Linked DNA regions of Homo sapiens: regions 1, 2, 3, 5, 6 and 7 are each linked to region 4. Evidence: chromatin loops called from intact Hi-C (ENCODE). Cell type or tissue: PC-3. All regions are shown on one strand. Region 1 has its middle 210 kb from the start of LINC00498. Region 2 has its middle 270 kb from the start of SLC7A11-AS1. Region 3 overlaps SLC7A11 (solute carrier family 7 member 11). Region 4 overlaps LINC00616 (long intergenic non-protein coding RNA 616). Region 5 has its middle 260 kb from the start of LINC00498. Region 6 overlaps LOC105377448 (a long non-coding RNA gene). Region 7 has its middle 340 kb from the start of NOCT.

What was found. Peaks named below come from ENCODE experiments on the same cell type or tissue, not always from the same donor. Only the 100,000 strongest peaks of a DNase experiment are listed, where the experiment ranks them.
Region 1: a loop joins it to region 4, with 21 times the contacts of the local background. A loop is called at or near these places in 10 of 110 quality-filtered maps.
Region 2: it touches region 4 in a loop (11-fold over the local background); 12 of 110 quality-filtered maps call a loop at or near these places.
Region 3: it touches region 4 in a loop (6-fold over the local background); 68 of 110 quality-filtered maps call a loop at or near these places.
Region 5: a loop joins it to region 4, with 9 times the contacts of the local background. A loop is called at or near these places in 14 of 110 quality-filtered maps.
Region 6: it touches region 4 in a loop (8-fold over the local background); 56 of 110 quality-filtered maps call a loop at or near these places.
Region 7: a loop joins it to region 4, with 12 times the contacts of the local background. A loop is called at or near these places in 75 of 110 quality-filtered maps.

Annotation. Positions count from the first base shown.
Region 1 is chr4:138,521,053-138,525,052 of GRCh38, reverse strand. No RefSeq gene overlaps it. Among named protein-coding and RNA genes, the nearest start is that of LINC00498, 210 kb to the right of the region's middle. In PC-3, CTCF peaks have their summits at 1,030 (motif pointing right) and 2,431 (motif pointing right); no DNase peak of the experiment used is centred here.
Region 2 is chr4:137,818,333-137,822,332 of GRCh38, reverse strand. No RefSeq gene overlaps it. Among named protein-coding and RNA genes, the nearest start is that of SLC7A11-AS1, 270 kb to the left of the region's middle. RefSeq lists a silencer at 2,340-2,389. In PC-3, a CTCF peak has its summit at 2,294 (motif pointing left); a DNase peak (open chromatin) is centred at 2,272.
Region 3 is chr4:138,180,716-138,184,715 of GRCh38, reverse strand. SLC7A11 (solute carrier family 7 member 11) reads left to right here. Exons shown (of 12, transcript NM_014331.4): 8 at 1,411-1,514; 9 at 2,323-2,419; 10 at 3,926-4,000. Among named protein-coding and RNA genes, the nearest start is that of LINC00616, 52 kb to the right of the region's middle. In PC-3, a CTCF peak has its summit at 1,678 (motif pointing right); no DNase peak of the experiment used is centred here.
Region 4 is chr4:138,034,308-138,038,307 of GRCh38, reverse strand. The region is part of intron 8 of LINC00616 (long intergenic non-protein coding RNA 616); the gene reads left to right. The region is part of intron 3 of LOC105377447 (a long non-coding RNA gene); the gene reads right to left. Among named protein-coding and RNA genes, the nearest start is that of SLC7A11-AS1, 53 kb to the left of the region's middle. In PC-3, a CTCF peak has its summit at 2,375 (motif pointing left); DNase peaks (open chromatin) are centred at 2,337 and 3,247; H3K27ac peaks cover 1,487 bases.
Region 5 is chr4:138,574,810-138,578,809 of GRCh38, reverse strand. No RefSeq gene overlaps it. Among named protein-coding and RNA genes, the nearest start is that of LINC00498, 260 kb to the right of the region's middle. In PC-3, CTCF peaks have their summits at 783 (motif pointing left) and 1,882 (motif pointing right); no DNase peak of the experiment used is centred here.
Region 6 is chr4:138,869,315-138,873,314 of GRCh38, reverse strand. All of the region lies in intron 2 of LOC105377448 (a long non-coding RNA gene), which reads left to right. Among named protein-coding and RNA genes, the nearest start is that of NOCT, 140 kb to the left of the region's middle. In PC-3, a CTCF peak has its summit at 2,083 (motif pointing right); a DNase peak (open chromatin) is centred at 2,084.
Region 7 is chr4:138,678,741-138,682,740 of GRCh38, reverse strand. No RefSeq gene overlaps it. Among named protein-coding and RNA genes, the nearest start is that of NOCT, 340 kb to the left of the region's middle. In PC-3, a CTCF peak has its summit at 1,550 (motif pointing right); DNase peaks (open chromatin) are centred at 1,560 and 2,270; H3K4me3 peaks cover 461 bases; H3K27ac peaks cover 667 bases.

The sequences.
Region 1 (4,000 bases), 490 kb before region 4:
ATCTGGTCCAGGGCTTTTTTTTAGTTGGTAGGTTTTTTACTACTGATTCAATTGCAGAGTTCAATATTGGTCTATTCAGAGTTTTAATCTCTTCCTGATTAAATCTTGAGATATTGTGTGTTTCCTGGATTTATCCATTTCCTCTATATTTTCTAATATGTGTGCACAGAGTTGTTCATAGTATTCTCTGAAGATCTTTTGTATATTTTGTATTTCTGTAGGATGAGTGGTAATGTCATCTTTGTAATTTTTGAGAGTACTTATTTGTATCTTCTCTTTTTTATTTGTTAATCTGGCTAGCAGTTTATTGATCTTGTTTATTTTTTCAAGAAACCAACTCTTGGTTTCACTGATCTTTTGTATGGATTTTTGCATCTTAATTTCATTAAGCTCCTCTCTAATTTTAGTTGTTTGTTTTCTTCTGCTAGCTTTGGGATTTGTTTGTTCATTTTTTTCCTAGTTACTTTAGGACAAAATGTTGATAGTTAATTTGAAATCTTTCTAACTTACTTCTTGATACCAGTGTTTAGGGCTATAAACTTTCCTGTTAACATGCTTTATCTGGATCCCATGTGCAGATGAGAAGAATGAATTTTCTGTGGTTGTTGAATGGAGTGTTCTGTAGATTTCTCTTAGGTCCAGTTGCTCAAGTGTCAAGTTTAAGTCCAGGGTCTTTTGGTTAGTTTTCTGGCTTGATGATCTGTCTAATGTTGTCAATTGGGTGTTGAAGTATCCCACTATTATTGTGTGCTTGTCTAAGTCTTTTCATAGGTTAGGAAGAAATTGTTTTATGAACTGGGTGCCCCAGTGTTGGGTGTGTATATATTTAGAATAGTTAAGTTTCTTGTTGGATTGTACCCTTTATCATTATGTGATGTCCTTCATTGCTTTTCTTAATTTTTATTGGTTTAATGACTGTTTTATCTGATATAAGAATAGCGACTCCTGCTCTTTTTTTTTTTTGTTTGTTTGCATGGTAGCTCTTTTTCCATCCTTTTACTTTGAGCCTGTAGGTGTCACTGCATGGGAGATGGGTGTCTTAAAGACAACAGATTGTTGGGTCTTGTCTTTTTATGCAGTTTGCCGCTCTGTGACTTTTAAGTGGTTTGTTTAATCCATTTACATTCATGGTTAGTAGTGATATGTGTGATTTTGATCAGGTCATTGCATTGTTAGCTGGTTGTTATATAGACTTGATTGTATAGGTGCTTTATACTGCCTGTGAGCTATGTGCTTAAGCGTGTTTTTGTGGTAACAAGTGTCATTCTTTTGATTCCATATTTAGCAATCCCTTAAGGATCTTTTTGTAAGGCTGGTCTAGGTAAAATGTATTCCCTCTGAATTTGCTCATCTGAGAAGGATTTTACTTCTCCTTCACTTATGAAGTTTAGGAGAAATTCTTGATTGGAATTTCTTTCCTTTAAGGATGCTGAAAATAGGCCCTCAATCTCTTCTGACTTATACAAGTTCTGCTTAGATGTCTGCTGCTAGCCTGATGAGGTTATCTCTTTATGTGACTTGACCCTTCTGTCTAGATGCCTTTAAGCTTTTTTCTTTTGTATTGACCTTGGTGAATCTTGTGAACACGTGCCTTAGGGCTGGCCATCTTGTATAGTATCTAGCTGGGGTTCTCTGCATTTCTTGGATTTGCCTGTCAATGTGCCTAGTGAGATTAAGGAAGTTTTCATGGACTATATCCTCAAATATAGTTTCCAAGTTGCTTATTCTTTCTTCTCTCTCAGGAATGCTAATGAATTGTAGATTTGTTCTCTTTACGTAATCCCATATTTCTCAGAGGTTTTATTCATTTTTAAAAAATTCTTTTTTCTTTATTTTCATCTGACTGAATTGATTTAAAGAACCAGTCTTCAGGCTCTGGGATTCTTACCTCAGCTTGGTCTATTCCACTGGTAATACTTTTAATTGTATTATGAAATTCTTGCAGTGAGGTTTTCAAACCTCAAAAATAGCTATTTTAAGAAAGAACCAAAGTAAACTAAAAGTTTTTTTTCTTTCAGCTCTTGGATCATTTTACTGGATTCCTTGGATTGGGTTTTAACTGTCTCCTGAATTTTGATGGGCTTCCTTGCCATCGAATCTGAACTTTATGTCAATCATTCTAGTCATTTTAGACTGGTTAAGAACTATTGCTGGGGAGCTAGTGTACTTATTTGGAAGTAAGGGGACATTTTGGCTTTTTGAATTGCCAGAACTCTTTTCTTCTCATCTGGTGGTCGGGGGGGTGGGGTTGGTGTTCTTTTAATTGTGGTGAAAGTTGAGTATAGTCAGTTGGCTTCATTTATGAATGCTTTTAGAGGGCCAGGGCTCTGTACAGTATCTTTATGTGTGGGTGAATTCTTGAACTTGGTTTCACAGGTGTATGTATTAGCAGGATAATTTTTGTTGTTGTAGTTTGGACTGTGATCCAGTAGATGGCAGTTAAGTGTAATGGCTGGTAGCTAGGTTAATACCCAGCCATGGGGCTCTTTTGTATTTCCTTGTCTTTGCAGTGATGCTCTGTTGTTGTTGTGGTGGAGGGAGAGATGGTCCCTCGTCAGATCCACTCCTGGGCCTTGGTGGATCTCCCTCTGAAGACTTGCACTGCATGTGCACTTCTTTTGTTAGGTCTCCTGGGCTGTGGGGCCCTGTCAGGTAGAAGCTGCAGCAGGGAGATATGCCATAACCTTTCTAAACTGGCCCTATGGAGGACACACACCCTACTCTGCCCTGGCCTGAGAACCTGCACATCTCTCCCCTCTCAGTGGTCTGAGGGTGCAGCCTCCTCCACAGCTCTAGTGCTGGCCACAGATCTTGGCTTCATACTTCCAAGCTGTGCACCACAGTCCTGGGGCACCAGGATGCCTTGTGGCTCGCAGTCAGGTTCTAGCTGCACTAGGGGATCCATTGTGCTCCTGGGTCACTGGGAAAGTACTCAGGTGCAGCACTGCACTCAGGCTGGGCTTTAGGGGCTGTGCTGTGCACTCACTTCTACAGGGCAGCTAGGCATGGGCCCTGGGAGGAGCTGCCAGGCAGAAGACGTCACCGAGCAGATGTCCCAGTCCCCCAGCGAAGCTGGCTCCACTCTCTCCTGGCTTGGAGGACAGTTAGGTCATGTGCCTACTGGAGGGGGATGAGGAGCCCTGGGTGATGGGTGTCTATGGCCACTCTCTGCTGGAGCTGCCCAATGCACAAAAGCTCCCAGGCCCCACACTGTCTGAAGACCTATTTCTGCCTGTACCCCAGGGAGATTTCCCCTGCCAGCTCATACATCCATGGGGGATGTGGGGTCCCCTTATAGCTAGGATCCCAGAGGTCCACGGTAAAAGTGAGCAGTCCCCCAGTTCCCTCACTCACCCCTTTCCCAGAAGCCATTCTGGGCCAGAAACTTGCCCTGGTGTTCAGGTACCCCATGCAGGGTTCACAGCTTCCTCCGACTTCAGCCTCAGCTTCACCATTGCCTCTCCATCCACTCTTGGCATTTTCTCTCCAAAGATCTGCTAAAATATGGTGGTTTATTTGATAATTTGGATTCTTTTGGTTGGAGCAAGACTTCCTGGCTGTGTCTAGTCAGGTATCTTGTCTGTCACCCTCACCCCAGCAGCACTTTTTCTTTTTTTTTAGAGACAGGGTCTCACTCCGTCACCCAGGTTGGAGTGCAGTCGCACAATTATAGCTCACTGCAACCTCAAATTTTTGGGCACAAGTAATCCTGGGCCTCAGCCTCTTAAGTAGCTGTAATTACAGAAATGGCTATCATATAATATGTTTCTTTTAGTCTCCATGATATACATTTGTTTAATCAGTGATATTACATGACTTAATTATGATTCTCCACTATGTCTTGTATATGACAGCAAACCTGCCTTTGAAAACTTGTTCCTCAAAGGTAACAATTTTGATCACTCTTGCAGTAGATGGAAGGCAAAGTATATATATTTTCTAATTGAATGTATCATTTCTCCATAACAAAGTCACACAAAGCATGGTCATACGATGGAAA
Region 2 (4,000 bases), 220 kb after region 4:
CCCTCTGAAGATAGGGTTAAATTTTAGCTGGATACAAAATAGATGAAACACTGTGGAAAGTTATTTTGAACAACCAGCCTATATTTATGCATGATAATTATTTATACACTTGATATTTAGTAATGCAAAATAATAAGAAATCGAATGCCAGTGCTTTAGATTGATGTCAACTGTATTGTGTACCCTTAAAAAAGTCAGACTTACTAGAAGCATATTTTAAATGTGTTGTTTTTAAGTAAATATATGCACATTTCTTTATTCACTAAGCTTGCCTAGTCTTATTAATTCAAAACTATGTAAATTATTGTTAAATAATTTAATATCTTCATATTTGATTTATTTTCTTTATATTGCATCCACCCTGTCTTTGATGGGATATAGCTTACCTTGCTAAAACTGACAAAATTCAATCATTTTAATTAACTTCTCTTATTTTTATTTTCCCTCAATCACAGAAATCCTTGAAAATGGCTTTAGGAATATATTGAAATTGTTCTTTAAAAACTCAGTTAGGTCTATCTGTTGTATACATGTATACAGGTTGCCAAAAGGAATTTACTACAATGTAACTGAAAGTTGGTATAATTTGTCCGTTCTTCTTTTAACTCAATATTTCTGATTTTGTGCCTGCAGTATAATTTTGTAGATTAAAACATCAAAATCCTCGTTTTAATTACTTCAAACAGATAAAAGTAGCACAATTTATTTATTATTAAGGAAAAATACATTTTCCTTAAAAATAATTAGAATGCTATATTTATTCTGAGTCTGAGTCTAAAAATGAATCATAGCTATTAGCATGAGCATTGAAGAAAATTAGGAATAAACTATTTTGGAAAAGCCTCTATAAACAGGATATGCTTTCTGCTATGCTCTATATACTCTGTTTCTTTAAGGATCCATTTCACCCCACATGTACATACTCCCTGAAGCTATAATTTATGATGGAGGGTGAATATAAGACCAATGAGCAGTTTGATTATGATGAGAGAGGAGTAAGAGGGAAGAGTACATGCATGGGCACTGAGCTCAGCGTTCCTAATGAGAAGGAGAGAGAAGGGATCAGACTCACCAACAAAAATGAGCACAATAAAAAGATTTGGTATAATCCAAGAATCAGTTTCCTTTACTTCATGATTTTGCTGAGGGAAAAGCATGAGAAAGTCCTATTTACCACTCTTATTAATTGAATTGTATTCCTTTCAAATGATATGCTGAAGCCCTAAACCCCAGAACCTGAGTATGTGACCTTATTTGGAAACAGTGTCATTGCAGATTTAACCAAGTTAAGATGAGGTCACTAAGGTGGCTTTTAATCCAATATGACTATTGTCCTTATACAAAGAGAAAATTCGGACCCAGAGGCAAAAATGCACAGGGAAAAGATGATATGAAGACACAGAGAAAAAATAGCCATGCGATTGGAGTGATACATCTATCTACAAGCGGATAAACTCTAAAGATTGCTGATAAACCAGAAGCTAGAGGTAAGGAAGTATTCTTTTCAGTCACAGAGCAGTTATGGCCCTGCTGATACCTCAATTTTAGGCGTTAGTCTTTAGAACTGTAAGGCATTAAATTTTTGTTTTTTAAAACCACTGTTTTGGCACAGATCTAGCAAACTAATATTTTTTAGTTTCTAAATCATCTTCATGATGACTTACATATTTTTCAGTTTTCACTGGGCTTTTACTCTATGCCTCAGCTCTTAACAGATAACCATGCATTCACTAGTTTTCAAAAAGCCCATTTCATTTGTATCACCATCAATTCAAAGGATAGGAATTTATATTACATCAATGTAAAGAAAAACATGTTAGGGTAAAAATAAAATTATTTCTAATGAAAATAAATTATTTTTATACACATGTTTAGTTAAGATAGCTATGTATTAAAAACTAAAATACACTCAGCTTCCTCACTATCCTGGGTCTCTTCACAGGAAACTCTCTTTTGCCTTGACCTACAGGAGTGCCTGTAGTGAGTGCCTGCAGCGCTAAAGCACTTGAGACCAGCTAGAGACAAAGAATGGGGATGGGGCTAGCAGTAGCCAGAATGTCAGTATGGCTGCTCTCCATTCTCACCAGAGGAAACACAAAATCAGAGAGGCTGTTGAGCAATGCCATGTTTCAGGAAGAATGGTCTATGGGTTGTGTAGGCATGATTCCCTAGCTGGTGTTTCCACATAGCTCAGGTAACTTTCTTGGGTCTCCTCTAGGCCTATCCAAGTTAAATGCTATGCCAACCTCAGAGCCCACAGTAGACTTGCAGCAAACCTGGGTTTAGGGCTCCATCTAGTGCTGAAGAAAAGGCAGTAATCTCAAACTAAGAAACACTGTATCAATCAGCACAGTATGTCTAGACAGAATATAATAAAAAGTTGGACACAAAGCCTATAGCAAAGACTGGAACAAATAGTTTTTAAATTTTTAAATCCATAGACATTGATATATATCCATAAGCGTCAAGAGCAATCAGGAAAATATGACCTCATCAAATGGACAAAACAGGATACCAATGACCATAAAGAAGTGGAAATATGTGAACACTCAGACTAGGAATTCAAAATAGCCGTTTAAAGGAAAGTCAATAAACTCCAAGAAAACACAGAAATAATTCAGAACTTTAAAAATTTAAAAAAGTAATTGAAATTATTAAAAAATCAAATAGACATCAAATAGCTGAAAGATACATTGAACAAACTGAAAAATGCAACAGAGAACATCAACAGCAGAATTGATCAAGCAGAAGAATCCATGAATGCAAAGACAGCCTATTTGAAAACACAGAAGAGGAAAAAGAAAAAAATAATAAAGAGGAATTAAATCTTAAGATATCTATGGGACAACATCTAAAGAGAAAATGTACTAGTCACTGGTATTCAAGAATAAGTGAGGATGACAAAGGGGTAGAAGGAATATTCAAAGAAATAACAAGCAGGAAACTTTCCAAATGTGGAGAAATAAATATCCAGGTATAGATAGGTCAAAGATCACCAGTCAGATTCAACCCAAATAACCCTACTTCAAAGCATAAAATAATCAAACTCTCAAAAGTCACAGACGATGAGTAGATCCTAATACTAGCAAAAGAAAATAATCAAATAACATAAAAGGAAGTTTGAATATTCTTGGAAGCAGACTTCTCAGCAGATACCTTAGAGGACAGGAGGAAGTAAGATGGTATTTTCAAAGTGCTGAAGAAAAAACAAACAAACAAGTAAACAAACAAACAAAACCTCCTAATCAAGAATACTGTACCCAGCAAAGCTATTCCTCAAACATGAAGGAGAAGTAAAGACTTCCCCAGACAAACAAAGCTAATGGAATTCATCACCACCCAACCTGTCTTACAAGAAATTCTAAAGGGAGTTCTTCAACCTGAAACAAATGGATGCTAACCTATAACACAAAAGCAGCTGAAAGTATGAAGATCGCTGGTAAAAGTCAGTACACAGATAAATTCAGAATTTTTTAATATTACAATCATGGCATGTAAACTATATATATAGTTTATATATGGTATATATATATAGTATATATATTTCACTCATACACTATATTTACACATATGAAGATAAGACAAAACTTAAAACTAATAACTATAATAACTTATTAAGAATAGACAACATTAAAAGATATAAATTCTGACATCCAAAATTCAAAATGGGGGAGAATGGAGTAAAAATGCAGATTTTTGCACTTTGGGAGGCCGAGGTGGGCGAATCATCTGAAGTCAGGAGTTTGAGACCAGCCTGGCCAACATGGTGAAACCCCGTCCCCAATAAAAATACAAAAAATTAGCTGGGCGTGGTGGCAGCACCTGTAATCCCAACTACTTGGGAGGCTGAGGCAGGAGAATCACTTGAACCCGGGAGGCCGAGATGGCACCACTGAACTCCAGCCTGGGCAACAGAGCAAGACTCTGTCTTAAAAAAAAAAAAAAGTAGATTTTTTTGTTAATTGTTTTTTGTTTAAAATAGTCTTTTATAACGTTAAGA
Region 3 (4,000 bases), 150 kb before region 4:
TGTCACTTAAGAATTTTGATGTGGACCATATAAATTTGGTTTTCCTAGTATATCCTTTTGAATACTAGTCCTGCGATATTAATAAATTTAGGAAATACTGGGTTATTCAAAGTTAAACCGATGTTGTTATAATACTTCTCAGAATATTAAAGATACCAACATGCATTTGAACTCCCTAAGAAGTGGATACACATAATTTTATAGCATTTTCCAAAATTTATTTGACACTAGGACCATCTTTGTCCCCAAAGATCATGTTATAAGACTGTTATTCTGTGATACACTTTTATTTTGCATAAAACTTAGCTAGTAAGAGACCATTCACTCTTGACCTCATAACAATGAATGGTGAAAAGTTAAGTTCCCATTACTTGATGTCAGTTCCTTTTAAAATAGTTAGTATTACCTCATATCAGCAGCATCTACAGGGAATAAATTATCTCATTTCATTTGAACCTGTGTATGAGTTCACTACATTGAAAAAGACTTCGACCACTGCTCTAAGTCCCACCAGACAATCAAATATACAAAGCTTATTGAAGTCAGGTCAGTCATCTCATCTTTTGAGACAAAGGGCAGCACTTATTCTTTGGGCATAATGTGGCCCATTAATTGCATAGCACCAGCTGCATCAAGGACAACTAATGAATCCAACACATTTTCTTTTTTTGGAAAATACATCCTTCATGGAAATTTGCAATATCGCACATATCATGGCATAAAAGAACATTTTAGAAGTTGTGTTTATCTTTTAAGTTTCTGTGGCTTATCGGACTTATATTTGTGTTCTAGCCTTTTTATAGGAAACCACAAAAGAAATTGACACATACATGAGGGGGAGGGAGGGACTTTATAAACAGAGATTTAGCTAGTGTGATTTTCTGGGAAAAAGATTTTCAGAGCTACTCATGTATATGCTATAAATTATTAAGTCATCAATTATTTTATTTACCTCCTAAGAATGGGATTGGCATATGAAACACATATCTGTAATACTTCTCAGTGTATTTCAATATAAAATTTGGTTTTCCAGGCTAAAGAGAACGTATTATACAGAAAGATTTCTATCTCCAGTAGAACTTCTGATTTGAGCTTTTATCACTTGTCAGAGTCAGAGACAATACACATCATAGTTGATAAAGATTCGATAAATGGATCATTGCTTTTTGAAAGTAGAGAGAAGGTGCTTGTTTAGATCTTTGACTATAGTTTTGCAACAAGCAATGCCATGGTCCTTGCTTTTGATTATTGTCTACGGAGTTAGTCTGACCCTAACCAAAGAGAGAAATTATAAAACATACAAGTATCACCAGGCTAATAGAAAGTCATAGAGCAAGTTTGGCCTAAATTGTTTCATTTTATTCCACTTTCTGGCAAGGCATTAATTTGCTTCGTTCTTTCTTTCACTAGACCTTTTCTGAGCGGCTACTGGGAAATTTCTCATTAGCAGTTCCGATCTTTGTTGCCCTCTCCTGCTTTGGCTCCATGAACGGTGGTGTGTTTGCTGTCTCCAGGTGAGTGAGTTCATGTATTTCCAGAAACACATTTCTGTTTTTGAGATTGGATGTGATAAGGATAACTTTAAAAAGAAAAGAAATAGTGCCTCCAAACCTGTTGTTTTTAAAGGGACATGCAAGATTGAAATATTGGTCCAAGTATCAACAGCACGTTTTATTCTGTCCATTAGAGGGCACTGCTTGCCTATTAATAGCTTATTTGGAAGACGGACATGTGGCTTTTTTAAAAATAGTATTTCCACAGTCTAACAATGGCATTTTATTTCTGGTGATATAATTTTCTGTTTCTCTGAAGATGCCAAGAAAAAAGTAAAGTAAGAGACATCAGAAATCACCACCCCTACCATCAGTATTTCCTTTGTTTAGTTTGATGCAATAGTCTTTTTGTTTTAATATACGATTAAAAGCCAATCAGATAAATGTGAATGCTACATATAGGTGTGTGTACCTGTGGATGTGCATGTGTGTGTGTTTGTTGAATTGGATTGACAACACACATATAATACTAGGAATCTAGAACTAGATTTCCCATCAGCTATTTATATGTAGAGAGAGCTATGCTGAGTCAGATATTGCTATTCTTTCTCTTCAAAGAATAATATAATGTTGGCAGATTTTGTAAAATCCAAATTTAGATTTCCTATGATATTTCTCCACCTTATTTGAAAAGTGAACTTAGGCAATCACCTAAGGAATACCTGACCATTTGGTATGAAAAGATGCACGTTTTCTCTGGGATTTTTGGATTTTCCCTTTGAAATGATCAATCATACAGTCAACTCCACCCACATTTCTCTCCCATCAGGTTATTCTATGTTGCGTCTCGAGAGGGTCACCTTCCAGAAATCCTCTCCATGATTCATGTCCGCAAGCACACTCCTCTACCAGCTGTTATTGTTTTGGTAATGCATATTAACAAGTATATCTAGATATAACCTTGAATAATAGGTTAGCAAAAAGGAATTCCAACCAGACATTAGATAGTATTTTACTTTCTCATTCATTGCTAATGTATGTCATGGTGGAGTTTGGGAGGCAGGATATCTTCCATCTCTTCCCTTTACTCCATGTTTCTGATGCCTATTTTTTTTGATGCTTTGGGGCAAAAATCATCATCACCTCACTTTCATCTTTGCAGAAATGTGTAAGGTCTAAGGAAAATGATTGGCTTGGCTCCTCTCATTGACATAGCACCTCACAGAAAAGAATGTAGAGTATTAAGTCCCAATGACTTAAGGAAAGTAGAGCAAAAAGCTACAGTCCAAAAAGTACCCAGATGTATCATCTAGGCACCTTATAATGAAATGCACACAAAATTATTGAAACAATTGATAAAATCCTAGACAGTGCCATGATTCATTTGAGACATTTGAGAGCAAGTGTCTTTTATCCTGCAGGATAAAAATAAAAGCACCACGAGGTAAATTTGAGTTGTAAAATTCTTTCTGCAGAGCAAAGTGTGAAATGTGAGCTACAAAAGACTGTATGAGGTGTAAAAGTCCTCAAATACCCATTGGCAATGTTATATTCATTTTTACTGATGATTTTGTAACATTTCTCTCAACTGGAGTCTGTTGTCAGGAGCACCACAGAATGCACTGAACATTTTTTTTTCATGCATTTAATTTGTTTCAGAACGTTTCCTTGAAATTTCTTTTTAAAGTATGTGTACTCTCTGTGCAGAATCTGGATGTTAACGTCACTTGTGGGAACAGAATGTATTATTCCGTGAAGAGGGCTTTCATTTTAAGCCTCTGCTATCAGTCATGCTGTCCTTGGCATGTGCAGCTGCAGAGACTTGCTAAGCTGATCTCTGCGCTTCATTCTTCTCCGTGGTCTTGAGGGTCACACACGGCAAGCACACCAGGAGAGTAAATGTGGAGGAAAAAAGGTCAATGTTTTGCAATCAAGAGCCAACAGAATCACCTATGAGTGTCTGTGTTTCCTGGGTGTGGATAGCCAAGAGCTCACCGGAGAGCATTTGCAGAGCTTTCTGTAAATCTTCCAATTGGGCCTCTTTTACTGTTCATTATCGGTTATTTACTAATCATCTCAATCTTTGAGTCTTTCAATTTTGAGTCATTGAGTAACCTTTCTTTTACTCTTTGAAGACATACTATCTTCTCTCAAATGCAAAAGGAACTAAAAACACAACACAACATTCATATAGAATTCCACTTGAATAAAGTATAATGGCCATATCACTCTCATACTGTTACTGGTGTGTAAATGGATTATGACAACAGAATATAGAAAAGAGATTAGTCAAATCCAAGTTTTAACTATGATGATAATTTATCGGTATAAATAATTATTTGAAAAAGGTCGTAATGCATAGTGAGGTTTTTGTTGTTAATCATCTGTGTTTTCACTGAATTCACCAAGCTTGCTTCCCTTTCCCCCCTCAGCACCCTTTGACAATGATAATGCTCTTCTCTGGAGACCTCGACAGTCTTTTGAATTTCCTCAGTTTTGCCAGGTGG
Region 4 (4,000 bases):
TTCTTGCCACAGTTTAATAGATTTTCTTGAATAAATGTTTCTTCATGTTTAATGTATGTACTTTGGACAATGTCTCAAGACTTAATTTTTTAAAAAGTAATTTTTACCAAATATGGCTGTTTGACTGGGAAGCTGATCCACAAACCTCCTCACACTGCCTTTCTGGACATGTATTTCCAGGTTAGCTTGCCTTTTGATTGTCCTCAAGATATTGTATGTTTGGTAGGCAGAGGCCTGACTTTGTTATTACCTTTATTTGGAGGTTAAGTATGGTTTAATGAAATGTGGATGTATGCCAAATCGAAAAGAGGCTGATTGTGGTCACTTTGCCTTGTGTCACTTTGGCTCGACTGAACTACATTTCCCAGAATTCTCATTCTGGTATGTTTCTGGTTAGGATGGCCACATGAGAGATTCTTCTGGGATTATTTGGAGGGCAGAAGTACAGCAACAGCCGTTTTCACTCTCACACACTGTTGCTTATTTGCTGGTTCACTTTATTGTTGTGAGGCAGCAGCCAGGCCTGCAACTGTTCCACATTTCTTTGAAAGCATTTAGTTTTTCTGACTTCCAGGCAGGTGTGTGTGTTGAATAAATGTCCCAGCTTTTTTTAGACACCCATTCTACCAGGTTCAAAGGCTTGTATTTGTGGGTTCCAGTGTTTTCTTTCTGTGTCTTACTTCACATCCACTTTCCCATCCTGATTGTCTGACCTATAGAATTTGAGCTCCAGCATCAGACTCTTACAGGAAAGGGGTCCTGATCCAGACCCCCAGAGAAGGTTCTCGGATCTCGTGCAAGAAAGAACTCAGGGCGATTTCACAGTGCAAAGTGAAAGCAAGTTTATTAAGAAAGTAAAGGCATAAAAGAATGGCTACTCCATAGTCAGAGCAGTGGTATGGGCTGCTGGATTGGTATAATTGTAGTTATTTATTGATTATATGCTAGACGAGGGATGAATTATTGATGAGCTTTCCCAGGAAAGGGGTAAAATCTTTACCCTTTTACCCCGGAATTGAGGGTCTCTCCAGTTTTTAGACTATATAGGATAACTTCCTGATATTGCCATGGCATTTGTAAACTGTCATGGCACTGGTGGGAGTGCCTTTTGGTAAGCAAATGAATTATAATTAGAGTATAATGAGCAGTGAGGATGACCAGAGGTCACTTTCATCACCATCTTGGTTTTGGTGGGTTTCGGCCAGCTTCTTTACTGCAAACTGTTTCATCAGCAAGGTCTTTATGACCTGTATCTTGTGCCAACCTCCTATCTCATCCTGTAACTAAGAATACCTAACCTCCTGGGAACGCAGCACAGTAGGTCTCAGCCTTATTTTACCTAGCATCTATTCAAGATGGAATTGCTCTGGTTCCAACATCTCTGACAAGACATAAAGGCGACCGTTTACAGACACTACTAAGCCCGCCTCACAATTCTGAGAAGTCAACTATCTGTTAAAAATTATTATGTATGTATATATCTCTTAGTGCTTCCGCTTCTTTCACTGAAACTCAATGATACAAACATCAACAAATCTTTTTTGTTTTTTTGTTTCCATTGAAGAACTTTCTAAACATAACTCTGAAGCACAATTATACAAAAACAACAAACAAAAACACTTTTGGGGTGAGGCTGGAGAAGGACAAAGAGGTTGGGGTATATAGAGAATAATCTTCTGTACCTTTATTGTAGAGGGACCCTGAAGAAACTTGAGACAGAAAATTATAAAAACAAGATTCCTCTTCCGTGTCACACTCTCCTTTTCAAAGCCATGACCCCTGGGGAGACTAAGACACTCTTTCACTGGGACACAGGAGAGCACCAGGGAGCTAAGATGGTGTCTCTGGACCTCCATAGAAACCCATAATGAGTAAGACTCTCAGCTTCATCACTTTTAACTTTGAGACCTTGGGAAGGCTACTTAACCACTCAGTTTCCTTCTAACTTAGGACACTATTCTGAGATGATAACATTTGTGCTAGCTGTTATCATTATTATTCCCCCATCTTGCCTCAGGAGTTCAGTTTCCTCCACATTGGGAAGTTTGTGATGAGCTGAGAAAATGTTGCAGGCAGCCCTACTCGGCTGACTCAACACTGGCTATTTTGGTCCCCAGTGTCAGGGTTGCTGGCCTTCCATATATCAGTGTTCCTCTTACAGATTTCTGAGGTCCCCAGATCTTGTACTGGTTTTCTGGGTCTTCTGAAGTTGGCTCCAAACCAAACTGTTTGCTATGAGCCATCATAATGCTTTCTCCAAGAGGAAACAGTGTTTCCCTAAGTTGTAACATTTCCCATTGTCCCTCTGAGGAGATTGGGCCTTTGGGTCCCTCAAGAACCCTGCTTTTATAGGTTTATTGCTCCATCTGCTGGAAAGATGTATAATACAAGCAAGATCTGGGGGCTGAGATCTCACTGGATGCCTGGCACTGGGCTAAGATCTGCACCCACATTACCTGGTTTCACTTCCACAAACACTCTATCAGTTCTGTCTTACAGCAGATAAAACTAATGCTTACAGGAAGTGACTTCTCTCTATCATTCAGCTGGCCTGCCAGCATTGGACCCAGCTAGTCTGGCTCTGGAAAGTGCATTTTATCACTATTCTATAACCATAGCTGATTTGGGCTCCGTTAGGGTTGGAGTAGAAATCTTTCCTACCCACTAATAAACGTATGTATTCTATGTGTGGTCTTCTCAAAGGAACTCACACATTCAGAGAAAAATATCTACTTCATAGAATTTCGAGGAGTCGAGAAAATATTTTAATGCAAGCAATCTAGCTTAGTGTCTGACATGTAGTAAGTTCTAAATAAATGCTATTTACTTTACCTTCCTCTAGATCCTTATAGTGCCCTCTCACTTCCATCTAACTGTGGGAACATTTCCTATAGCCCTAGAGCATATTTCTGAAGAACTAAAGATGTTTTAACCCTCTTTTATCATGGGACCCTAATCATCATACTTTGAGTTCCCATTTCCAGTTCAGAAGGCTCTGCCTCAGTTTCCTCCCCATCACAAGACCAAAAGGCCCTTAATGCAAGTAAGATCCTTGAGGACTTGCTTTGATATTTCAGTGTTAACAAGGCAGGGACAAGATCTGTCTGCTCTTCATTCCTAACTTCCTAGGTACTAGATTTAGCAGTGTTAGCACTAGCTCATATTTGCAAATCTCCTTGCAAGTCCAGATTTGCTCCTGTACAAAGGAGGTGATTCAGAATGCCTTTCCTTTAGATTAGTATGTAATGCAATGTCATGTCGATTAGTCAATAGAAAATATGAATCAGCATGTTTGCTATCAGATCAAAACGACTTGCAACATATATTCATCATTGAGGGGTTTGGCCTTTATTACCAGTGCTGGGAAAATGCCTGGATATTTAAATATTTAAATGCCTGGATATTTAAATATCTATGTCTTTCCCAGTTTAAACTTCCTGTGCAAATTAAAGAGGCTCGACCCAGTGACCTCTAAGGTTTATTTATCTTAAATTCAGGTGCTTTCATATTTCATATCTTGTTCATATTTACCAAAGAATAACCTTGGCACTTTGCTGGGTATCTCATTAAGATTCAAAAATAGGTACCAGTGTTCTTACTAATTCTAGCTTGAAAACTATAATTAATAATATACAAATTTAATTTATGGTATTTTAGTGACATTTTATCATACTTTTATTGCAAGGAAATTTGCTTTTTTTAACTCCTGGTTTATCAATGTTTACTTTTTTTTTTTTGAGATGGAGTCTTGCTCTGTCACCCAGGCTGGAGTGCAGTGGCGCTATCTCAGGTCACCACAACCTCTGCCTCCTAGGTTCAAGCGATTCTCCTGCCTCAGCCTCCCAAGTAGCTGAGACTATAGGCGCGTGCCACCACGCCCAACTAATTTTTTGTATTTTTAGTAGAGACGGGGTTTCACCATGTTAGCCAGGATGGTCTTGATCTCCTGACCTCGTGATCCTCCCGCCTCAGCCTCCCAAAGTCCTGGGATCACAGGCGT
Region 5 (4,000 bases), 540 kb before region 4:
ATATTGGCTATCTCTTAACAAATTGGTGTAGTTTTTATTATTTTTGGTAGATTTGTCTTTTAGTTTTCATACTAGAGATGTGAGTGGATTACACACAACAATTACTGTATTAGATTATTCTAAATTTGACTGTATACTGACTTTTACCAGCAAACTCTACATTTTCAAATGTTTTCTTTTTGCACATTAGCATTCTTTTTTTTTTCAGGTTGAAGAATTCTCTTTAGCATTTCTTGTAAGATGAATCTGCTGGTGAGGAATTCTCTCAAATTTAGTTTGAGAAAGAGTTTCTCTTGTCTTCATTTTGAAGAAAAGCTTTTTTTTCTGGGTATGGTATTTTCTGTTGGCAGTTTTTTTTTCTTCAGCAGTTTGAATATGCCATTCTACTTTTTCCAAGTCTACATAAGAAGTCTGTTGCCAGATAAATCAGAGCTCCTTTTTATGTTATTTGCTTCTTTTCTCTTGCTGCTTTTAGTATTCTCTTTGTCTTTGACCTTTGAGAGTTTGATTATTATATACCTTGGGGTGGTCTTATTTTTACTGAATCTGTATGGTAATCTATGACCTTCCTGATATGGTTTGGCTGTGTCCCCACCCAAATCTCATCTTGAATTGTAGCTCCTATAATTCCCACATGTTGTGGGAGGGACCCAGTGGGAGGTAATTGAATAATGGTGGCTAGTCTTTCCTGTGCTGGTCTCATGATAGTGAATAAGTCGCACGAGATCTAATGGTTTTGTAAAGGGGAGTTTCCATGCACAAGCTCTCTTCTCTTGTCTGCCACCATGTGGCCACCATGATTGTGAGGCCTCCCCAGCTATGTGGAACTGTGAGTCCATTAAACCTCTTTCTTTTGTAAATGGCTCAGTCACAGGTATGTCTCTATCAGCAGTGTGAGAACAGACTAATATAGTGAATTGGTACCAGTAGAGTGGACACTGCTGAAAAGATACCCGAAAATGTGGAGGTGACTTTGGAACTGGGTAACAGACAGAGGTTGGAACAGCTCAGAAGAAGACAGGAACATGGGAAAAATGTTTGGAACTCCACAGAGATTTGTTGAATAGCTTTGACCAAAATGCTGATAATGATATGGACAATGAAATCCAGGGTGAAGTAGTCTCAGATGGAGATGAGGAATTTGTTGGGAACTGGGGCAAAGGTGACTCTTGTTACATTTTAGCAAAGATACTGGTGGCATTTTACTCCTGCCCTAGAGATTTGTGAAGCTTTGAACTTGAGAGAGGTGATTTAGGGTATCTGGCAGAAGAAATTTCTAAGCAGCAAAGCATTCAAGAAGTGACTTGGGTGCTGTTAAAGGCATTCAGCTTTAAAAGGGAAACACAGCATAAAAGTTTGGAAAATTTGCAGCCTGACAATGCCACAGAAAAGAAAATCTCATTTTCTGAGGAGAAATTCAAACTCTCTTGAAGGCTCTCTTTGTGCTCACTGATTCTTTCTTCTGTTTCATCTAGTCTGCTATTGAGAGCCTCTAATTCATTTTTCAGTTCAGCAAATATATTTTTTAGTTCCAGGATTTCTGTTTGATTTTAAAAAAATTATTTTAATCTATTTGTTAAATTTTTCTTATAAATCTCTGAAATGATTTTTCAGTGTTATCTTAGAGTGATCTTAGACCTTCTATTTTGAATTCTTGAGTTGAGGGCTCACGTATCACCATTTCATTAGAGTTGATCACTGACTCCTTATTTTTTCCACTTGGGGATGTTATGGTTCCCTGTTTACTATTGTTTCTTGTGGATGTATGTCTATGGCTTTGCACTGAAGGATTGGTTATTTATTCCATGCTTTACTCTCTGGCTTCTTTGGTCTTCCTAAGGTACGTTTACTTAGATAACTGCCTCCTTTTCATCACTAGATGGTGCCATAAACCCAGCTTCGTTCAGCTCTTGCAAAGATTTGGAGCACTGTTTGTCTCAAATTGGGGAGGAGGTCTTAAAGGAGACACCCCAACAATGTTGAAAATCTGAGTCAGGGTTCATGCTTAGAAGACCTGTGGAGCCTACCGCCTACAGCATGGTGCTGCTGAATAACCACTCTGATTTGGCATGGTCTTTAGCTGAGATAAAGAGTAGAATTTAACAGGCTAGGGTTGCTAGTCCTGTCTCCCCACTTTGTCTTTAGCTGCCTTCAGGGGTTTTTCTTTCTATAGGCACTCACAATGTTTCTGTGGGTTGAGGTAGAAAAGGTTTCCCTGCAAGGGAACTCAAGATGGTGAGGAAACTGGCTGCCCACCTTGATCTCACTTTGCCATGTGTAGAAACTGTTGAATCCAGGGGTATTTTTCCACGTATAGTGCCTGGCAGATTGGAGACAGGGGTGTTGCAGATACAGAAGTCCAATTGTGTTACCACCTGCTTGGAGTTTTTTACTTTTCTGTGGCCCTAGAAATTTTCTCAGCCTCAGCTTTGAGGTCTGGGATACTGCTGGTAATAATTGTTATGCTAGATATTTGTTTTGGTTTTCTAGGGAAGGAAGGTGAGGGTGAAGCCAGATTGTTCCCCAAAAAGACCTAGTATTGACTACATTCACACCCACTCAAGTTTCTTCTATTCAAAAGCAGCATCATGATTTAGGCTAGCCAAAAGGAAAACAAACTATGAAAAATGAACTGGAGGTTAATCGTATGTAACTGAGGTGAGGGGGACAAGCATGTATTGAAGATGTTTGTGGTACTCATTACTTGGCAATATAAAAACGAGTTAATTTTTTTTTAGGGTCACCAATCAGGAGCAAATTTTTTGTCTTTTCTGCTATTGCCAAATATTCTGATTATACTTATTTTTTCATACCTGGACCATCTTGTTGACATAGTTGTTATAGCCCTTTAAGGTTCTGAGTAGCATAGAGAAGACATAGGCTAGTCTGGCTCATAGACTCTTAAGAGAGTTTATCGACCTCATGATAGATGGCATGTGGAGCAAACATAATCTCTCATGCTCCAGTTTTGTCTCAAAGAAAAAGATATTTACTAAGCGTTCATACTCCTATTATACTTTCTGTCATCATCATGATCTATCATATGCCAAAATATTTTGGGGGAAGAGGAATACCTTAGTATTTGTATTGCTGGATCTCTGCCTTTTTTTTTTCTCACATCCATAGTCTGTAGTACCTTGAATGAACAAGGTATATATTTCCAGTGATTGCAGACTCCGTAGTAACCCATAATATAGGTATTTGTTGTATATAAAAAGTCCTATATGTCATAGATTTCAGACAACAAACTTTAGAAAACAAAATCTTTATCCAGGGAGCCATAAAAAATAGAAGTTTGGGATAGGGTGGTTGGTAAAGGAAAAATATCTTAAAGCACTTGTTTCTATACCTGGCTATGCTTTTGTGGAAATATAATTAGAATTAAAATAAAATTTGGACACTTAAAGGAATAAGCTTTAGTAATTTGGAAGATTTCCTTACATAGGATGACACGCATAGTGTATTTACGTACTGAAATACGTAACATTGGTTCTCAAAGCTAGTGTTCTAATACACTATTGGTAAGGGTCAGTGGGAGGTAAAGAGGTGATTTCACAGCTTCTATGCACAGATTACGTATCACAGGCAAATAATCTTAGTAGTCCCAAATGTGAGTGTCACTGAGTGTATCTTCATGAAGAAAATATTTGGAAATGTTGAGATATAAGATTTTTACCAATACATCTTTAATCAGTTGTACACATAAGTGAACATATGGCTCTGAGATTACATTTGGCCCCTGACTCTATCTTAGACCGATCAATGTTTTTAATGACTTTAAAATTGTTTAGGTATTTGGGTTAGTTTTTCTTGATATTGACTTGAGAGCCTTTTATAAATTAAAAATCCTAAGAACATAACTATAGGCAAATATTATAATGAAAACAATATAGAGACTGTGTCTGTGCTGATTGGAGTGTAGCCTAGTACTGTATTCTGGTGGGTAATCTGGTAGTAGTTGGATTAAAACATGTGAATACTATGCTTGCTTTGGTGTAGA
Region 6 (4,000 bases), 840 kb before region 4:
TAATCTATGTATCTAACTATCCACGTATCTGTGTATGTATCTATATCTATCTACCAATTACCTATCTACTTACCTGTCTCTGTTTCTATCTATCCTCTATGTATCTATCTATCATCTCTCTATACATTCACCTGCTTTTCTGTCTCTGTATCTCACTTGCTTACTCTCTCTGCCTCTTCTCATTTTTGTTTTGTCAGGCTGAAATTACTTATCTTCCCAGTAAGGATGAATAATAAAGCAATTTTTTCCCACCCGTGGTATGTCAATCATTCTCCTGAGTGGACTGTTCAGATAGTTTCATAGAATTAAAATTCCAAGACTGCCCCCAAACTTGAAGCATACATCTATAATGCCTCCTGAGGGTTTTCAGAGGTTCCAGTACAGGTGATCACAGCTGCTGACAGTGAGGGCCTCTTCTCTGAAGGGTCCTGGAGGACTTTTAGTGTGATCATCAAGGAGGCATCCCCAGGCGCCTGTTGGCAGTAAGAGTCCACATCTTCCCATTCAAATTCTCTTTGTCTCCTGAGTTGTGGATGGAATTTGGTGGCTGTAGAGTCCCATGGAGGATCTCTTAATGTCATCTCCTCCTTAAAGAGTTACAGGTCTTGGAAGGGAGACCTGCATTTCTTGAAAGCAAACATAGTCATGAAACCTGTAAAAAGAATTTTTGAAGAGCAAATAATCTAGTTTCTGTCTCTGCTCATTTGACTTGCTAGAATTATTTTAGTACCTATAGCTGACATTTATTGAGTGAGAGCTTAGGCACTGTTATATGTGTTTTACATGTATTAACACATTTAATTCTCACAGTAGCCCAATGGGGTAGATACTATTAATAGCCCTATTTTACAGGAAGGGGGTTAATGAGGAAACATATCTTTTTGAGGGTAAGGCATACATTCTGCTTGGGGATTAAACAGACTAGGGAATCAAAAAAGTGAATTTCTGTCCTACCCACATTTTACTTTTAAATTCCCTACTGATATGTAAAAATAATTTTAAAATAATTTAAAAAATAGGGCAATAAGAATAAATAGGGCAGGGGAAAAGTAGAGCAATGATGACTAGATTTATGATCCGCTAGGGTTGAAGTGAGTGGAGGAGTTCTCCACGTCAACTTGTGACCCCCCTCGGCCACTCGTCTGCTCTTGAGAGCATCTTAAGACAGATGTTCATAGCCATTGTCATAGTGCTGCCGAAGCCCGATCTCCAGCACTTCCTCCCTCCATGAAGACAGAATTGCTGGGTCTAAGGGAATCTGGATTTCCATCTATGCCTAACTTCTGTTGACCTTTACTCTTAGCAGAACAAAAGAGGGAACTTTAAGGCCCAGATCCCCCTTGCCTCTGACCACTTTGTTTCCGTGCCTGTTGGCAGGTGTAGGGTGGAAGAGAGAGGGGACTGACTCCGAGCCGCTGCTTCTGTGAGGCGGGTGGGATCTTGATTGCACGCCGCGGATAGTGTAAGCTGCTGTTTGACGTCCCTCCGGACAGCACCATTAACCGCCTGAGCTTTCAAATGGGCTAAACTTGGCTTCCGTTTTTAAGCCTTTAAACCAGAGCATGGAGAAAGAAGGCCCCGCTAGTGTAGGATATTGACAGCTTAGCTAAATTTAGAGGCCATGTGGAATGTGATTTTCCATATGTCCCTTCCTGATGCCAGTTGGCACTGCAGAGTTCACACAAACCCTGCACATTTTCATACTACAACGCCCTCCACGCACATGCACACCTACACACGCATGCACACACATGTGCCTGCATGTGTACACACACACAGGCAATTTGTGCATTTCAGAGTATGCTTCAAGCCAATGACTAAGCAGAGACAGCTTAGCACTTTGCAGATTTGTTTGAAAATAGCTCCTTTCTAAATGCCACAGAATCCGATTGCAGCTCTCTCTCTGAAATCTATGAGGAAATGTCATATGCCCAGCACCGGTCTGAGGCACAACAGTTCTGCTGGCCAACTGTAGTCTTCTGTCAAGCCTGTATAAAGTATGAACTCTTCAGCTTTCACCGCCAGAGCCTCTCATTCTCTTCAAATTCTAAGAGGAAAAAGCTTGGGAGACCTGACAGGATATGGCCACTAGATGGGGCCAAAGGTCTGTGAAACATTTTTGTGGGCGCTGAAATCTGTAATTCCGCCCTTAGCTGAAGAATCCTTGCGGAAGAGAAGAGACCTTGATCATAAATCCCACACGCAATAACAGGTTCATAATGCATCCTAGTGACTACACGTTGTAATTTTTTCTCCCAGAGAAATAAAATTTCTCTTTCAATGGAGAAGGATGTTCCTTTACATCGAACATGTGCTAATGTTAAATCTCTTTCCTAAGAAGCCAGCAACTAAGCCTTTAATGTGCACTGACCAAGACATCTGGGCAATGCCTGCAGTGAAATGCAGATTGATAGCTTGAGGGCCTAAGAACACATAAGCCACAGTCTTGGCAGCCTAGATAGAGAGGGCTATTTTTCCCCTAAAAAATGAACATTTGACTTGTCAAAATGTTTTCTCATTGATCCACTGAAACAGAATCTGCAGATTAGAGAGACAGGTTTACAAAAAATCTCATTCATTTTCGAAGAGAAGTTAAGGGGAAAACAGAGACTAATTTCTTTCACTTAAAATGTATCTACCTATTAAATACGGAGCAAAATGTTGAGTGAATAAAATGTCAGTGGGACAGAAATCCATTTGTTTGTTGCCCCTGACTCTTCCCTTCCTACAGCCTTCCCTGTTACCTGGGAAGTGGAAATCAAAGAACATAAAAAAAATTGCTAAATGATATAATTAGCAGCAGAATCTATGTATGAAAACAGTTAGCACCAAACCTACATCTACATATCCATTTATTCTTCAGAGCCTCGCTCTGTCGCCCAGGCTGGAGTGCAGTGGTGCAATCTCGGTTCACTGCAACCTCCACCTCCCAGGTTCCGGCGATTCTCCCGTCTCAGCCTCCTGAGTAGCTGGGATTACAGATGTGCACCACCACGCCCAGCTAATTTTTGTATTTTTAGTAGAGACAGGGTTTCACCATGTTGGCCATGGCCGGTCTCGAACTCATGGCCTCATATGATCCGCCTGCCTCAGTCTCCCAAAGTGCTGAGATTACAGGCGTGAGCCACCGTGCCCAGTCAATTTATTCTTAATAGTGATCCTTTTCTTAGCAGTGCCATGCAGCAAAAAGGGCTGACGTTTTTTGACTACGATGCACCTTTTGGTGCTTTACTGGTGAACTCTTTACATGATGATTATTTATGATGTGCAAAATGTGAGATTAGAGAAAAAAAACAAAACAAAAGCAAAACACCTAAAACTTAATTTGATGCTGAGTTACAATTCCTTTGAAATTTCAACTGTTAGGGGTTCACAGCCATTTCTCCAAACTGATTTCTTGGAACTGCACTAGGAGAGCAGGTGGCTTGTGTGTCTTTTTCACTCTTGTATGCCCAGCACTTGGCATGGTGTCTGGTACAGAGTGGGCTCTCCAACTACTTGCAGGATGAGTGAGTGGCATGCAGGCCTGGCTGTGGGCCTGGCACAGAGATAATATGTTCATTTCCATATTTTGTAGGTGTCACAATCTGAAATCTGGTTATTTCAGATTGACCCTTCCAGAGGCAGAGATTTATCTAGAATCCTTGAAACCTTACAATTTCAAAAAAAAAAAAAAAAAAAAAAAGGATAAAAACTACCACATCCTCATTCCTCAAATGGGGACAAATTCTGCTGCTTTTCAAAGAAATCAAACCAAGATTCTCAAAGTAGAATGTGGTGCAATAATTTTTAATAGCTTTTTTATTACTGTGTTTATCACAAGTAGGAGGCATTTACTTTGTAAATATTCTCCTTTTCCAGAGTTTGGTGGTGTTTTTCTAGTTTCCATAATGTTAAATAGTCATCCCATATTTAGTCCAGGCTCATGTGGCCATTTGCAAAAGGGATGACAGTGTACGATGAGGCACACACTCATATTTAGACTCTAACATAAACAGAG
Region 7 (4,000 bases), 640 kb before region 4:
GGCTATAAAATGATGATAGAGAGAGGCAGGAATCATGGTCCAGGAGAGGGAGGGGAGCAGGAGGCAGCACCAAGAACAGCCATGCAGTTTAGAAGAGGTGAAAAACAGGGAAATGTTAGTTGCTTGCATTTTTTTGTTGCTTTCTTTCTTTTCTTTTCTTTTCTTTCTTTCTTTCTTTCTTTCTTTCTTTCTTTCTTTCTTTTTCTTTCTTTCTTTTCTTTCTTTCTCTTTCTTTTCTTTTTCTTTTCTTTCTCTTTCTTCCTTCTTTCCTTCCTTCCTTCCTTGTTTCTTTCTTTCTTCTTTCTTTCTCTCTCTCTTTTTCTCTCTTTCTCTCTTTTGCTTGTTTTAGTCAGGTTGTTCTTGTGAGGGCAGAAATCTGTGTAGTAATCTTAAGGCTGTCTTCTCCTCTGATTTAGTGGATGCTTCTGTTTAATGAATCACTTCATGCTACTTACTGATGGGGCTTTCAAAGGAATGGCTTTGCGGTAACAAGTACAATTAGAAATTATCATCAGCAATTACAAGTGATACTCTTGATTTTGGTTGGCTGTGATCATTGTTTATTGGTTGGGCAGGGCCTTTCCATTATCAGAAATATCCTTTTAATTTTGGAGAAAATCAAGGAAAAGCATTAATTGATATGTTTATTTTTTATAGCTTTATAATGTTTGAGAAGTTCTGAATAGGAAATCTTCTCAATGGAAATTTAAAATTTTATTAAGTGTTACTCAATGGCTCTCAAAATTCAGTGTGCACATTACCCGAGGAGCCTGGAAAATGCAGAATTCTGGGTCCTATCCCCAGAGTTTTGAATTCAATAGATTTGGGTGGAGTCTCCAAATTTGCCTTTTTAACAAACTCCCAAGTTACCCTGATGCAGGTGGTAGGGATCATGGTTTGCAGAAAACTAGATCATATGCCTGGACTTCTCAGCTAATTATGTCCTGATTAGCTCTACGGCCAACCCCTCCCCACGTGTTTTCATTTGATATAATTTTCTCTAAGCTAGTTGTTGTGTTTTCATGCATTTCGGGAAGGAGGCTTCTGAGAGTGCGGTGTATCGCCTGCATTGTTATTTTCAGAGCTTTTGGTCTTAGGTTTATTCCCAGTACAAAGACTGAAGGATGATCTGAAATCAAATACATTTGTCTGGGAGTGGAATGTCTGTTAGACCCAGGCATTGATTTCCTTGAGCTTGAGTTCTCAGTAAATGTCTTTCCAGTGAGAATTCCAATCAGAATTCTAAAGGTTATATGAAATAGGATTGATTTCTGGGCTTCCTCCAGGGAGATTGCTTAATTTTTATAAGCAAAATTAACTCACCACCACGGCTTGTTTTGTAATCAGCACACAGTTCATATTTTAGGATAAAATGCTCTGTTGATTAGTGTGTGAAACAGGTGATCCAGAAAATATCTCTGTGCTGAGAATCTTTAAGGGAGAAATATTTGCACTCCAGAGGATGAAAAGATAGCAAAACGAAATCTAGGCAGAACTAGGAGAGATGCCCGATTTCTACAGGTGCTCTCACACTATTCGACCACCAGGGGGCAGCATTGCACTTTGTTTGGAAAACGGTCTCTGTGGCTAGCAGCCCTTTAAAGGAAAATAACATCTAAGTGAGCAAAGCTAAAAACCAGAACATTAGCAAGAACCAGAAAACCAACAACACAGAACCCAAACTCTCTTTGTTATAAAGTGCCGTCTTTGCTTTTCTTGGTACACGGGTTTTAATATTGTAGTATTAAGACTCTCCAGGGCATACTTTATCGGTCCATTAATACATACTTAGGGGTGGTGGATGATTCAGTGAGATTATTTTTCATTTTTCTTACTTTTTGTTTGCTTCTCTCATCTCATCTCACTTGTCCTTGTCTTTGTGTCAAACAACTACTGTCCTGTATCTACTTCTTTCAGAGCAGAGATAGGCCCAACAGCTGGCTGCACCTTGCTATTGGCTGATCATTTTGTGGAGCTGGGTGGACGTGTATAGATCCTGGCTGGAAAGCTCTCTCCTTCTTGGTGTAAAACCAGGTTCACAGTGTGCATAGTTCTGGGAAGTTCCTGGGGATTATAGTTATTTTTAATGCACCCTCACAAACACTTTTATAGGAGTCAAGCTATCATATTATAGAAAGTGATGCAAAATAAATATATGCTAAAATTTTGTATTTTTAAAATTGACTCATATGATTAATGGATAAAGTGTGGTTGAATGAAAGACCCAAGTATGAGTGTTAGGAATGTGATTTCCGCCAGTCCGGGGATCATGTCTGTTTGTTCAGAGATGATACATCAAGCTCCTAGAACTGTGCCTGGCATGGCAGGCACTCAATTAATGTTTGTTGAGTGAATTAATGAATTTAAACACATGTTATGACCAGCTCCTCCTTCCCCTACCTGGGCTTTGCGTTTGAGCAATGATTAACTTGGGAACTAAGGTAAGGCTGGGGACATTTACTTGGCCTCCTTGCCTGTCTCAGTCACTGTCTCTTTTATTTCTGGGGGTAGTGGAAGTAAAATGACCGAGAGTTTCTTGAAGGAAAGTCCTAAAATCTATTATTTATTTATTTATTTATTTATTTATTTATTTATTTATTTTTTGAGACGGAGTCTTGCTTTGTCACCCAGGCTGGAGTGCAGTGGCATGATCTCGGCTTACTGCAACCTCTGCCTCCCAGGTTCAAGTGATTCTCCTGCTTCAGCCTCCCGAGTAGCTGGGATTACAGGTGCCTGCCACCATGCCCCACTAATTTTAGTAGAGACGGGGTTTCACCATATTGGCCAGGTTGGTCTTGAACTCCTGACCTTGTGATCCACCGGCCTCAGCTTCCCAAAGTGCTGGGATTACAGGCATGAGTCAGCGTGCTCAGCCCATATCTAATCTTTAAGAACAACTATAAACCCTAAATATTTTCGTTTCTCTGAAATGTGCATGTAACGTTGCATACAATTACAGCATTAATGCTGCCTTTTTAGGGGAGTTTCACTAAGACTAGACTTGAAGATTTCTCGGTACTAATGCCCTTCTATGAGGAAGCCCTCCTATTTTGCTTCCTCCTCCCTTTTCTTCTCTTGCAAGAAACAGTCAGGTTGAGAAACTTGACTTTGAACAGGAGCAGGGCAGGGAATAACAGGCACATGAAGATTAATTACCCTCGTTGGAATCCAGCTTGACTGGGCAAGGTGAGACAGTTCAATTATTTAATCATGTTGGTGCTATTGGCTTCCAAATCCTTGAGTGCCAGGATAGCCCTTCCTTTCCATTTAATTTACATGAGGAATTGCTCCTCAACTCGCTGCTCTCAGCTGAACCCTCCGGCAGAGGGAGAGGAGCAGTCGATTTTGGAAGGAGATGATCCCATCTCTGTATCCTCTTGGGCTGCATTTGTGAAGAGTTCTCAGCGCTTATTTTGGAAGCTGCCAGACTACTTGTGTCTCTCCTGTCCCCAGCAGGCTGCTCCGTTCCGTGTGTAATGGAAGCTTTCTCCCTTGCACATGACTTTTTAAGGCTTTCTTTTGGCTCAAGAATGTCTACCCATTGAAGCTACAGGTCAGAGCATGTCTTAGAGCAGAACATGCTAGAGCAGCACAGTCCAATAGAATGTTCTGTGATGATAGAGATGTTCTGTAACTGCCCTGTCCGGTGTGGCAGGCAGTGACCAAATGTGGCTATTAGCACTAGAAATGTGGCCAGTGCGATGGAGGAAATGAAATTTTAATTGAAACTAATTTAAAGTTAAAATTACCTATGGCCCAGTGGAGACTATACTGGGCAGTGAAAGACTAGATTGTACCTGCGATGCCAACAGAGAGGTGATTTTTGTTTGTTTGTTTCTGGTGGGGCTTGACCGTCGCACTGCCACACAGCAGGGCTGCCTTGCACATTTAGTCCCCTGGTATTAACGTAGTTTTTCCATTATATCCCACCAAGCCCTCTTGTTTCTCACCATGCCCCTCTGCTACTGCATCTTGGTGATGTCACTCCTCATTAGCATCT